Regions from separate parts of the Homo sapiens genome. Here region 2 is linked to region 1. Evidence: chromatin contacts called from ENCODE Hi-C or POLR2A ChIA-PET data. All regions are on one chromosome and are shown on one strand. The core of a region is the stretch at or near the end of the contact, and the rest is flanking DNA. Distances in the headings are between cores, read along the strand shown. Region 1 holds the start of MIR31HG (MIR31 host gene). Region 2 has its middle 51 kb from the start of MIR31HG.

Region 1 (6,005 bases), core at 3,260-5,759:
CAGGTAAGAGGGAGTAAACTGACTTTTTTCCTTAGAATAAAACTATTAGTGATGGGGGGTTGGTATTATATAGTCCTCTATCTACTTAACATGTTGTGCGTCTCTATAAATTGTAAGGTGGGTTACAAATAATGAGTATGAATAATTTATCTCTTTACATTAGAGCAAACTTAAAGTTGTTAAAAAACATTGCTTTCACTTTCTTTCAAGAGAGGAGAAAGAGATAAAATCAGAGTTAGCAAGAACTAAGCATTGTACTATAACAATCTAATAATTGTTTGGAAGCCCGTGTAGATATATCCATATCATCCTAGTGTGTTGGAGTTGAGAACCACCACTCTTCCTCATAGAGACCTCTGAAATCCTTTGATTCTTCAAAATATGGATGATTCAAAGATGAACAAGGCCATTGATAAGGAAGACTTATTTCTGAGCCAGAGATTAACTTTCTGTATGTTAACAGCTCATGAGGGATTTTTTTTTTTAAGCAGCTAGTGTTGTTGCCTGTATTTTCAATTAAGACAAGCTTCATGACGGTTCCTAAAATGAGGGCTGAATGGGCAAGGTTGAAAAATTCTGGAAACCGATTTAGCATTCAATAAATTTATGCATACCTAAAGACAACTGTACAATCCAATACTATGTCATTTCATTTTTAAGGGAAAACTATGGCTTTCTCTAAATGTTCTTATAAAAAATCATACCAGGAATAAAACAGAATATGGCTCATATTTTCATATTCAGTTTTTTCAATAATTTAAATATTTCTTTTCCTACTTCTACTTTACAGAAGTTAGGTGAAATAAAATGTGTGTTTGACTAAACGTTTAAAGAAAATAATACTACCAGGCAAAATAACATTCTAAACTTAGCATGGAATAAAGATACAATGACGTAATATTTTCAGCTTGTTCCTGTTTTACCTACAATATTTATTTTGAAAAGCATGACACTGTCTCTTTTAGAAAAATTAATTTTCACCTTTCTACATGTACCAAAAATGCTTCCTTCTCACCTCGCTCTTCACAGTGAGAACTGTATTATTCAAAAGTAGCAGGCATGAGATTGTAGCTACAAAAAAAAAAAAGGCTACAAATGGAAGATAATCCATTTAAATGCTTTAACGTGCTAAAGGTTATATAAGGATAAATGGGGAATCACAAATATTTTTAAAATAATTTCAATATTTCATTTACCGTTGTTATATATTCTTATTTCAACTTTTATTCTTAATTATGAAACATTTCAAAATGATGCCAGATATTCATACACCCACCATCTAGTTTGAACAGATAATAACATTTGCATAGATATTTATAGTGTTGTCTTTTTAGCAAGTTTTTCTACGTAAAGAACTATAAAATACTTTTTAGCAAGTTTTCTGTATATAAACTTTTTATATATAAAGTTTTTCTATAACATGTCTACTATAAAGAAGACATTAAAATATTTGTCGATGTCATCAGTCAAATCACTTAAACTGAAATTATCTGCTAACTTCCACATAAAAGCTTATTAGAACTTCAAAAAATGCCAGAGAGACCGCTAAGAAATTCTTTCCAATGCTTCTTGCACCACCTCATTGTTCAAAAACAATACTAATAATAATCACCAGAATTTGGGTTTGCTTACATGCAAAAACATTTCTAAATAAGTAAACTAAAAATGAAATGGAAAGCACACTTTGTATACTTTCTGTTAATAATTTATTTTATAATTATTATAAATATTTATTTTGGAAAAAGATTGTTTTGGCATTTCTGTTCCCATTTGTCCTGTACTTCATGTGTGTGGGTGCATTTTATATTTATATTTATATATATATATATACACACACACACATACATATGTATACACACACATACACATATGTATCTTAAATACATATATTTAAACTTTAAATAAAATAAAGATTGTATTCTACTCTCTTCTGAAAGTCCTTGATTACCAGTGGATGTATAAAGACGTGATAACTAATACAGAACAAGTTTTATGGTACAGAAATTATTAATCACTAAAATAATACATTAAGCTTTGTAAGTAATATATTTAGAAATAATTTAAATGCCAGTAGAAACTTTGACTTATTTATTCATTTTAGGGTACAACTAGAAAATGAGTAGTGGTTCATCTTTTACTTGCAGGTAAAGGTTGAGGAGGAAATTCTCACATTCAAGATGATGCTGTCATTATAATGAAGTAAGATGGAACAAAAAGTTGTATGTGAAGTACCCTGGGCAAGCCCCTTTGATAGTTTTAGCTACAGATGCCTGTGTGTTTGCAATGTGGGCCTCTTATGGCTGTATTCTATTAGCTCTGGGTTTACTGTGATATTATGTATATTTGTCTTGGGCCAAACAGCTTGCTTGCCTCAGTTGAAGTCTAAAAGATACTATGGGCTTAAGACACTTTTTGTTTATTTGCTATTTGAGGTGAATTATTCCTTCTTTGCTTCTTTGCTATTCATAATATTATGATATATAATTTTGGCTATGCAATTGTGTAATCTTTTCTATAATATTATTTTGGGCTTCTGTATAAAAGCTTAAAAATATGTTCCACGAATGAGATGCTTATGCTTGTTTATTCAATATTTTTTTCTGTTGGACTTTGGACAAAGTCTTGCCTAGTGGGATTCACATATAAGGAAAGCTTTTTTTTCTTGTTACTCACAGAATTACGATGTTTAAAATAGCTATTTGAGTTCAATGATACTATACTTTCCATAATAAATTTAGAGTACTTTTTTCACTTCAAAGAATGCTTTTGAGTTTTCCATGAATAGGTTTCACTAACTACATTTTTAAAAAGACCTTAGCTCTGAGGTTTATCCTCTTTTACATCTTAAGGTACATTTTTCATGATTTCTAAAATATTTGCTTTTTAAAAATACTAGGACTGTTAATTTTAAAAATTCATTTTTCAAAATTTTCAGAAATTTTAATATTAAGAATCTGTTTAATTTTTTTTATTTCTTGGTCAAGGCAGTCATATGGTTTGAGATTTCTCAGTTCTTTAAAATGGGAGTTCATAAATTCAACCTGTTCTAAGCTAACTGTAGTGATTCCTAGCTGTCGTTTACTTAACACTATTAACCATTAAACACTACTGACATCTCAACTCAAAACATACACTTAGGTATAGGAAATAGTATACAAACATTTTATTTAACCATATCGTATGCAGAAAATTTAAAATTTGAATCTTTCTTATAGTCCTTGGACTCAAATCTTCATGCAAATACAATTTATATAATCAATTATATTTGACTTGTGTTTTTTAAAGTGGCTAAGGAAATGAGTACCAACTTATTAGGGAATATTTGATGAATATTTTTCGTTTTGGTTGAACAAATGACTACGTAGAGTTATATTTACTTCAAAATCAATAAAATACCACTATTAACCTTGCTCTGACGCTCCCACCCCCACCCTTCAACTCGTAGAATATTTTTTGGTGGTAACTAGACTGACCTTTGCCAAAATGTAATTACATTCAGAGAGAAATACAATTTTCCCCTTCAAATCCAGGTGAAAGGCTACCATGCTGGGCTTGCGGAGGGCATAGTTGAGTAGGACAGCCAGAACTTCTGGCTAGGTCATCGGGTCGGATTACCCTGCCATGTACCCCTCAGTATTTACTTCCAGAGATGGGCAACTTACTATAGTCTTCATGTTTAAGGAATTCAAACCCAAATGAAAAGTGTTGTGAAAGCATAAATATCTCTGCTTGTATACTACAGTACTGAATATGAAACCACATATTGCAATAAAAATAACTAACGATGGCCCATGCATTTCACAAGGCGCTCTCATACACCTGAAGGGGCAGTGGAAAGGTTCAGAGCACCCAGGCTGTCCCAAAGAGGGCGGAATCAAATCTGGGCGCAGGTGGGTACCCGGAAAAAATTCTTGGTGGAGATGGCATCTGAGAGAGGCGTCGAAGGACACGGAGGGTTGAGGATAGGAGAGAGGCCACTCCAGATGGAAAAACACCCTCGTTTTCCAAATGCCAGTTATACCACGGGGCCTGTGATAGCCGCCACGTTTCTAGAAGACCCCTAGAAGAGCAGGGGTCCGACCAAGGAAGTACTTCCGCTGTTCAATTTGCTAAGTTTGCATTCGGAGAGTACAAGGGCGAGCTCTGGCTCTTGCAGGTGGACTCCCTCTCCCTTAGCTCTGACTGCGAGAAGCTCCCACCCGCAAAGGGCTACTGTGCCAAAAGCGAGCGTAGTGGCCGCCGCTTCCCCCACAAAATTCCGTCACTCGGGAGCTGCGTTGCAGTGGAGAAACCTGGGTCCCGTCCGGGCCCAAGGGAGGAGGCTCAGCACGGCCGCTCCCGCAGCCCCGTCCAGGCGCCTCTTCCCTCCCCCTCCTTTCCGCGGCGGTCGCGGCGGCGGCTGGAGCGGGAGCCGGGGGCGGCGAGGGGCGGAGCCGGGGCGGAGCCACGGCGCTGGCGGCCCCGGCGGCGGCGGCAGGTGTGGATGGGGCGAAGGTGCGGGAACGTCCACTCCCGCGCGCCCCTCTCGGGGACCAGGGCGGCCTCCCAGGAGGAGCTTGGTGAGCAGCTGCGACCTGTGCATAACTTGGGGCGCCGCCAGGGGCTCGCAGGTTCCACGTCCGGCGCCTGGAGAAGGAAGACGCGCGTCCCCGGCCGCGGCGCCGAAGCCGGCTGGGGGACCGCCTGGTCCCGGGCCAGAGCTGGGAGGCGGTGTTCCGTGAGCCGCCTGGTCTGGGGTGCGGGGGGCGGGAAGCGGCCCCTTCGTGTGCGCTTGGGCGAGGCCGGGCGGCGCTTCTGTCCTCCTACTCGGACCCGCAGGTAAGCTGGGAGAGCCTTGGTCCCGCTGCGCGCTGAGCTGGCTAGGGAGGCGCCCCTCAAGGAGTTGAGGAGGCTTCGGGGCCTGGGCACACGGCAGTGGGCACACGGCAGTCGACACCCGGGTCCGAGGACCGCCGGCGCCCGTTGGCGCCCAAACGAGGATGCGCCGCGGGGTCCGGCGCATCCCGGAGCGCCGGCCGCCCTTGGCTCTTCGCGGAACCGCCGCCTCCTCTTGTCCAAATCTCAGGTCGTCATCCTGGCCCGAAGTCACAGGTTCGCTCTCTGTCCCTAAACCTCGAGGAAGGAGTTGTGTGTGTCCATGAGCGTGTTGGCGGAGAGCGCTTTCATACAGCGATGTTTGAGTTGAGCTCATTTTACCACCTAAAATTACTGTCACTTTAAAACTTAACTAAGCTTTCCCTTCTTAGAAGAGAAATTAGGCTTGTGGTTTACACCCATGGCTAGTAGGATTAAAGTTTGTTTTTGCCCTGTACAGCTGAGAAAATGTTTTGTAAAATCCTGAATTTTCCAACAGTACTTCTAAAAGAGCCTCCGATTCTCCAGCGAGACAATGGCAGTCATTAAAAAAAACACAGCGGAAATGTTCACTTAGAGCGGCTTCACTAGGAGAGAAGTTAAGGAAACCTTAGGCAAAAGTGACCCCTTAATTGACACCTTACAGGACCGTTTTTTTGACCTTGTATTAGTGGTAATAGGACTAAGAATGACAGCTCAAGAACTATACCTGGTTTGGAACTGAGGCTGTGGCCAGACGCCCCTCACTTTCCGGGGACCTCTAGTTTCTGGAATCGGGCCTTTGAACTTCCTTATTGAAATCCTGGCAGCTTTGAAGTGAAATTAGGAAAATGATCCTATTTATTCGCTGGAGTTTATTAACTCTGCATTAAAGTGTTTATCTCCTGGGCCAAAATTGAAACAATATTGTATTTTGCATTTTGTTTTAAATAAATTTTTACCAATTCAGGTAAAAATTGGATTTGAAAATGACAGTTAAGTCTAGGTTTATTTGTTGTCGAGTTTTGTATGAGGGGGCTGACTTTTAAGTTGTTTTTTAAAGTCCAATCCTGGTTATTTTTCATTGTCTTCAGAGGTTAATCTTTAGGTGAGAACTTTATCTTGATTTTAAGGCAAAAAAAGTAAAAAAGGCAGTGATTTAAGTCACCCAA
Region 2 (6,303 bases), core at 410-2,909, 52 kb before region 1:
GGAATCAGAGTGCTCTCTACATATTTTAAATGTCTATTTACATTGCATTGAAACTTTCTTAAATTGCTATAACTATAAAATAATTATTTTGGCAGGAGACAAATATATGGACATTAATATCAAAGCATAACTATACCTGATTGAACTTAAGGTCTCAATGAACATTTATGCCATCTACACTAGTCTTTACAATGTTAAAAACTCAAGAATGTTTTATTTCTTTCAACACTTATGGTCCTGATAGAGTTTGCTCAGGATTGTGACATCCTAGATTGAAAAGGAGCCCTAAAAGACAGTGTGGGGCTGGGAGCAGTGGTTCACACCTGAAATCCCAGCACTTTGGGAAGCCGAGGGGGCAAATCACTTGAAGTCAGGAGTTTGAGACAGGCCTGGCAGCATGACGAAACCGCCTCTCTACTAAAAACACAAAAATTAGCCAAGCGTGGTGGTGGGCGCCTGTAATCCCAGCTACTCTGGAGGCTGAGGCAGGAGAATCACTTGAACTCCTGAGGCGGATGTTGCAGTAAGCTGAGGTTGCGCCACTGCACTCCAGCCTGGGTGACAGAGCCAGACTCTGTCTCAAAAAAAAAAAAAAAAAAAGAAAAGAAAAGTCAGTTTGGCTTAATGGAAGGTGCAGAATGAGGGATCCTGCTTCTCTGCCTCTACTTCTAATGAGGGGAATGACCTGGAGTTACTCAATTAGGAGCTACCCATTTTCTTTCTGTAAAGTGACAGATAGTACCAGGTAGTCTCTAAGGCTTCATTCTGCTTCAACATTTTTTGACTACAGAGCATCATTTCTTTTTTTTTTTTTTTTTTCCTGAGACAGTGTCTCGCTCTGTTACCCAGGTTGGAGTGCAGTGGCATGATCTCGGCTCACTGCAAGCTCCGCCTCCCGGGTTCACGCCATTCTCCTGCCTCAGCCTCCTGAGTAGCTGGGACTACAGGCGCCCGCCACAACGCCCGGCTAATGTTTTGTATTTTTAGTAGAGATGAGGTTTCACCGTGTTAGCCAGGATGGTCTCGAACTCCTGACCTCAGGTGATCCGCCCGCCTCGGCCTCCCAAAGTGCTGGGATTACAGGCGTGAGCCACCGTGCCTGGCTACAGAGCATCATTTCTAAACACTTAACACCAAAGCCATAAACTGTTCACAAAACATCTTTCTATAAAGATTTCTGGGCATATGTTCTCAGAAACTCCCTGTATATAACTAAATTATTGCCTTTTGTTAATAAATTAATAGTTTATTATGTTGATGTTGCCATAACAATGCTGAATTAAATTTGGCTTGTGCCTATGAAGGTATTTATCCATTCAGAGTGATGATTTTCAAATAAATGCCTTACTGAGAATATGATTATTCCCACTCAAAAATGAAATGAAAAAAATCAATCTCCCTAATTTCTTTTTGTGAAATAATTTTGGTTGTTTGCATTATTTGGAAAGTTGAGCACCATGTGAAATTGCCTCTGACTGCACAGTTTCCTCTGTAGGTAATATAAATTCATAGGCTATTCCAAGATTGACATACTCATGGTTACTCATTTGAGGGAATAGAGTTGTGCATACCTGCACATCATAGAAAAACACCCACACATACAAAGACTGCATTTTACCAAGACCTGAAATGCGAAAATAAAAGAGCTAGAATGCCTTCTTACCACCTCCACCCTAACCACACCTTCCTGCCCTAAGCCTATTGCCCAAACCTGGCTATGCCCCAACCACTGCCTCTTTGAAATTTGAAAAGATGTGGAGAGGAAAAGGTGAGTGAAAGAATAAGTTTAGAAAGAGAAACTTGTGAAAAATAGATGAAGAGCAGGAAATTCAATTGGGTGGGGCTTTCTAGGGTGAATTGTCATTTGGAAATGTAAGAATGCAATTAAGCCTGTAAAAATAACTAGGATTTTGCTCATTCTCATATTTCCTTTGCTAGGCTGAAACACTAAGTGAAGGTTGAACAATTCAGTTGAATTAGACAAATAAGAGTTGTTTTAATGACATTGAATACATTTTTGCAACAACCAGTGGTAGTTCAAGAAACTCAATGAAATGCTTTGGTTTGATCATTTGGTTTGGACCACTTAAAATAGATGACTGTCAATTTAATTTTCTTCTCCTTATACCTCCCAGATTGTTCTTCATCTCTACAGAAAGATCAATAGTTCACTTCCATAGTGGCCTCTCTTGGAATTATCTTAATTCTTCCTTTTTTTCCCCTCTGACTCTTTGGACTTTGCTCTTAGAGTATAATTTGCTGAGTCTTTTTAGCCCTTGCACCTGCTTTGCAGCCATGCAGCCTGCTGAGTCCTTTGAAAGAACAGGTAAATTCAAAGACAGAACCCAAGAAAAACCAATAACAAGGAAGGGAAGGTGTTATCTAAAGAAAGCACTTATGTCAGAATGTAGCCAATCAGGAGTTCAATAATCCGACAAACTTGTGTAGACAGGGCAGATGGAGATGCTAATTTGGCAACTGAGAGTTGGGGAAATGTGCTGATGTGCACATTGATCTCCTGAGGAGATCAAGCAAAATGAGAATTATACAGGTCTAGAGCAAAGCCAATTGCTGCTCCAGTGTTAAGGCCAAAATGTATTGGTCTGGAGGGTCAATGTATTTTGCATCTATAAAGAATCTATGAAGCAAAAATTTGAGCCACTTATTTGGTTTTAGTCACTTTTAAGCAGATTAGCAATAGTAATTAAATTCTCAAAACCATAGCTTGGTTTGTAACTGTGTACTTCCCTTGATACAAATATGGCTCATTTCTTCATTTTTCATTCTGAAAAGTAAAGAAAAACTTAGACAAGGAAGAACTTGTAGCTTGCCAAAAGCACATAGTCCTAGGGCATTTATAATTAATAATCAAGCTGCAATTTCTGTAAGAGCAAAGAGGGCCATCTATTACATTAGCATGTACAAACAATTTGGTTTTATTCATCTGAGCTGAGCCAAGATGTTTGTCATACATCAGCAGCCTTGTCAGCATTGCAGAAGTATAAAAGTGAAAAATTTACCAGCATCAGCATTGATTCACTCACCCCTCATGTGGTGACTAAATTAATGAGTATCCCTATCTCTACCAAAAGAATCAGAGTTAGCCGGGCGCGGTGGCTCACGCCTGTAATCCCAGCACTTTGGGAGGCCAAGGTGGGCGGATCACCAGAGGTCGGGAGTTCGAGACTAGCCTGACCAAAACGGAGAAACCCCGTCTCTACTAAAAATACAAAAAAATCAGCTGGGTGTGGTGGTGCATGCCTGTAATCACAGCTACTCGGGAGGCTGAGGCAGGAGAATCGCTTGAACTCAGGAGGCGGAGGTTGTGGTGAGCCGAGATCATGCCATTGCACTCCAGCCTGGGCAACAAGAGTGAAACTCCATCTCAAAAAAAAAAAAAAAAAAAAGAAGAATCAGAGTTAGAGGTTACAACAGCTGAAAAATATCTCGGTTGAAAGTGGCAGAAAAGGAATTTGATTTAATTTTATTACAACGAACATTAAAATTTGCATATGTAATGCATTGTAGTGGCAACAGGCATCTAGAGTAAATAATACCTTCCTTTAAGCAATTTATGGAAGAAACAGTCACATACATGACTATAATGTGAGATATTGAAATAAGGGTTAGATGGAGGCACATCATAGTAAGTCAGGAGAGAATCAGTTCCTGAGTCACAAATAGGTGTGAGTTATAATCATGTCACCACTATTTATTATCAGTTTGAATTTGGGTAAGTTACTTAAACTCTTGAACCCTTCCTCATCTTCCTTATCTGTAAAATGGAGCTTATGAGAATTGCTTTATATGGTTGTTATAAAGATTAAATTGAATAGCATACTTACAGTGTTAAGTTAGGATTCTTCCCAGAGCTAGTGTTACAGAAAGAGGTCTGGATCCAGACCCCAAGAGAGGGTTCTTGGATCTCACACAAGAATTTAGGGTGAGTCTGCAGGGTAAAGACAAAGTAAGTTTATTAAGAAAGTAAAGGAATAAAAGAATGGCTACTTCATAGACAGAGCAGCGCCAAGGGAGGCTGGTTGCCCATTTTTTGGTTATTTCTTGATTACATGCTAAACAAGGAGTGGATTATTCATGCCTTCCCTTTTTAGACCATATAGCATAACTTCCTGACATTGCCATGGCATTGGTAAACTGCAATGGTGCTGGTGGGAGTGCAGCAGTGAGGACAACCAGAGGTCACTCTCATTGCCATCTTGTTTTTGGTGGGTTTTAGCCGGCTTTTTTACTGCAACCTGTTTTATCAGCAAAGTCTTTATAACCTGTATCTTGTGCCAACCTCCTGTCTCATCCTGTGACTTAGAATGCCTTAACTGTCTGGGAATACAGCCCAGTAAGTATCAGCCCCATTTTACCCAGCCCCTATTGAAGATGGACTTGCTCTGGTTCACACACCTCTGACACTAAAAACAATTAATTCTGATGAAAAAATCAGAGAAGTTATCACAGTGGAAGTTATAAAACTTTAATTTACAGAAAAAAATTAGTAGACGCACAAAGTTATTTAAGAATGTGGATGTTTGAGCAGTGTGGAATAGTCTAATGAGATTGAACTACAGAACATAGGAAGAAGGTTTGAAACCCCAGAGCTTGCTCTTTTAGGTTTTTTGAACCAGCCTGTCTTAGCTTTTCAGGTGATAATATCTCCCAGATTTACAAACATGAAAGGGAAGGAATTCTAAATATTACATTGCAAGAGGAGGCCATTAAATATATATCTGAGTCATCTTGACATCCCCATGTGCTTAGAGACATCAATATCAGTGTCAATTTCATCAAAACTAGGACCACCTCACAGCCTGAATCCACTGTCTCAGTGCTATTATTACCAGTTGTACCATCTTAAATCCTGTGCAGTTGGCTGCTGGCAAGTGCTCCATCAAGCTTGCTTTGCCCTGGACCTGTTTTGGTCCTCCTGAAAACTACACACAGGTTCTTGGAGCCTTAAGTTTCAAGGGGGTCTCCATAAATGAGTCATTCTCTACTGGTGAGTGCAGTATTTTATGTTTCAACAGGGAGGCAAAAGAAAACCCACTCAGGGCTACAGGCACACGCTCAGTCAACTTCTCACTCCATATGCATGTGAAAACTCATATGTCAGTGCTGGCCCTAGGATTTTGTGCAGACATACCCTTTGAACCCTGTACTAAAGGCAGGAGGAAGCAGCTTCTTCTCTTTTGTCCTCCCTGTCTCCGCTCCTCACTACATTTGGTCTTACAGCCAGAGTCAAATCATCTAAGTTAATGACAAGAGTTAACGCTCTATATAAAACAATTTTTCCTGTGACTCATTTGTTTTCGATGACGTCCTATGCATACTAACTGTAACGTTAGTACAAGTCCCAAATTAGTGCAAGTCAGCTAATTGTCCTAGAATGTGAAAGGCAAACACCTGTGGGACTTTAAATAATGGAGTAACTTCTGCTCTTGATAAATCATCTCTGCTTTAAATACAATTAAATACATGCAAATATACCTATTTGCATTGCAAATAGAACTAGTTAATTAAAACTTTTAAAATGATGTATACCAATTTCCAGATTAAACCAGGTGTGTGAATTCAACTGTAAAGCAACGTAAAGTGTGTTTTTAGATGGAATAGACTCATTATAAGCCATCTATGTGGTTTATGTGCTTTTTAATTTATTTCAGCTTCACTGCACTTGTTTCTTGTTATTTTTCTTTTAATCTGTCATGAACTAGAAAAATAGTTTAGTTTTTTAAAATTTATAGTTTATCTTCTATGACTTCTCATCTTATGCTTTTGTAATTTTGCATTTGCAAAGCACTTTAGTTAACAAAATAATTTTAACCATGCACCTCCCTTCATTTTTGATACAACAGACCTCCTCATTACCCGTTTGAGGAAACTAGAGGTTCAAGAACTGCAGTGATTTGTCATAAGTCACATTGCCAGCAAATGACAGAATGGTGACTGGAACATTGGATTTCTAAAGCGGAGTTCCCTTTTAACCACAGCTGCACACTGTTACCCATCCATACCACATGCTTTTCTGTCTCTAAGCCTTTACATACACAAATATTGCCCTTGCTTACTTACCTTCTACCTCCTACCCAGTTCACAGATTCTCTGAGGTTCTGCACTGTGTTGGAGGGGACTGTGCTGTGTCCAGGCTAGTTGGTCTGCTCTGATTCTCCATATGTTAAGGCTGAGACTAAATGTGTCCGATGGGCAAGGTAGAGGTTACATGACTCGCAGGAGAGATGTGAAGGTACAACTAGAATAGGTTTACTCCAGCAAATGTAAAATGTCCCCTCACAG

The links. A loop is a pair of places that touch in the nucleus more often than their neighbours do. ChIA-PET counts read pairs that join two places held with the same protein, here RNA polymerase II (POLR2A). Pooled maps may share reads with other maps.
Region 2: a map of mammary epithelial cell shows a loop between it and region 1 (3-fold over the local background). The contact joins the enhancer-like site here to the promoter of MIR31HG in region 1. A Hi-C loop is called at or near these places in 7 of 168 maps with a recorded cell type or tissue (CD4-positive, alpha-beta T cell, CD4-positive, alpha-beta memory T cell, aorta and 4 more) and 7 of 50 pooled maps. POLR2A ChIA-PET finds 5 or more read pairs at or near these places in 8 of 52 experiments (CD8-positive, alpha-beta T cell, HCT116, Panc1 and 4 more).

What each region holds. Positions count from the first base shown.
Region 1 is chr9:21,558,302-21,564,306 of GRCh38, reverse strand. MIR31HG (MIR31 host gene) reads left to right here and starts at 4,509. Exons shown (of 3, transcript NR_152879.1): 1 at 4,509-4,818. RefSeq lists an enhancer at 4,948-5,734.
Region 2 is chr9:21,607,432-21,613,734 of GRCh38, reverse strand. No RefSeq gene overlaps it. Among named protein-coding and RNA genes, the nearest start is that of MIR31HG, 51 kb to the right of the region's middle. Within about 2 kb of position 1,659, at least 3 of the 41 ENCODE cell types and tissues checked have a DNase peak (open chromatin) inside an H3K27ac peak, as active enhancers do; they include HCT116 and mammary epithelial cell, where a contact is called at or near this core.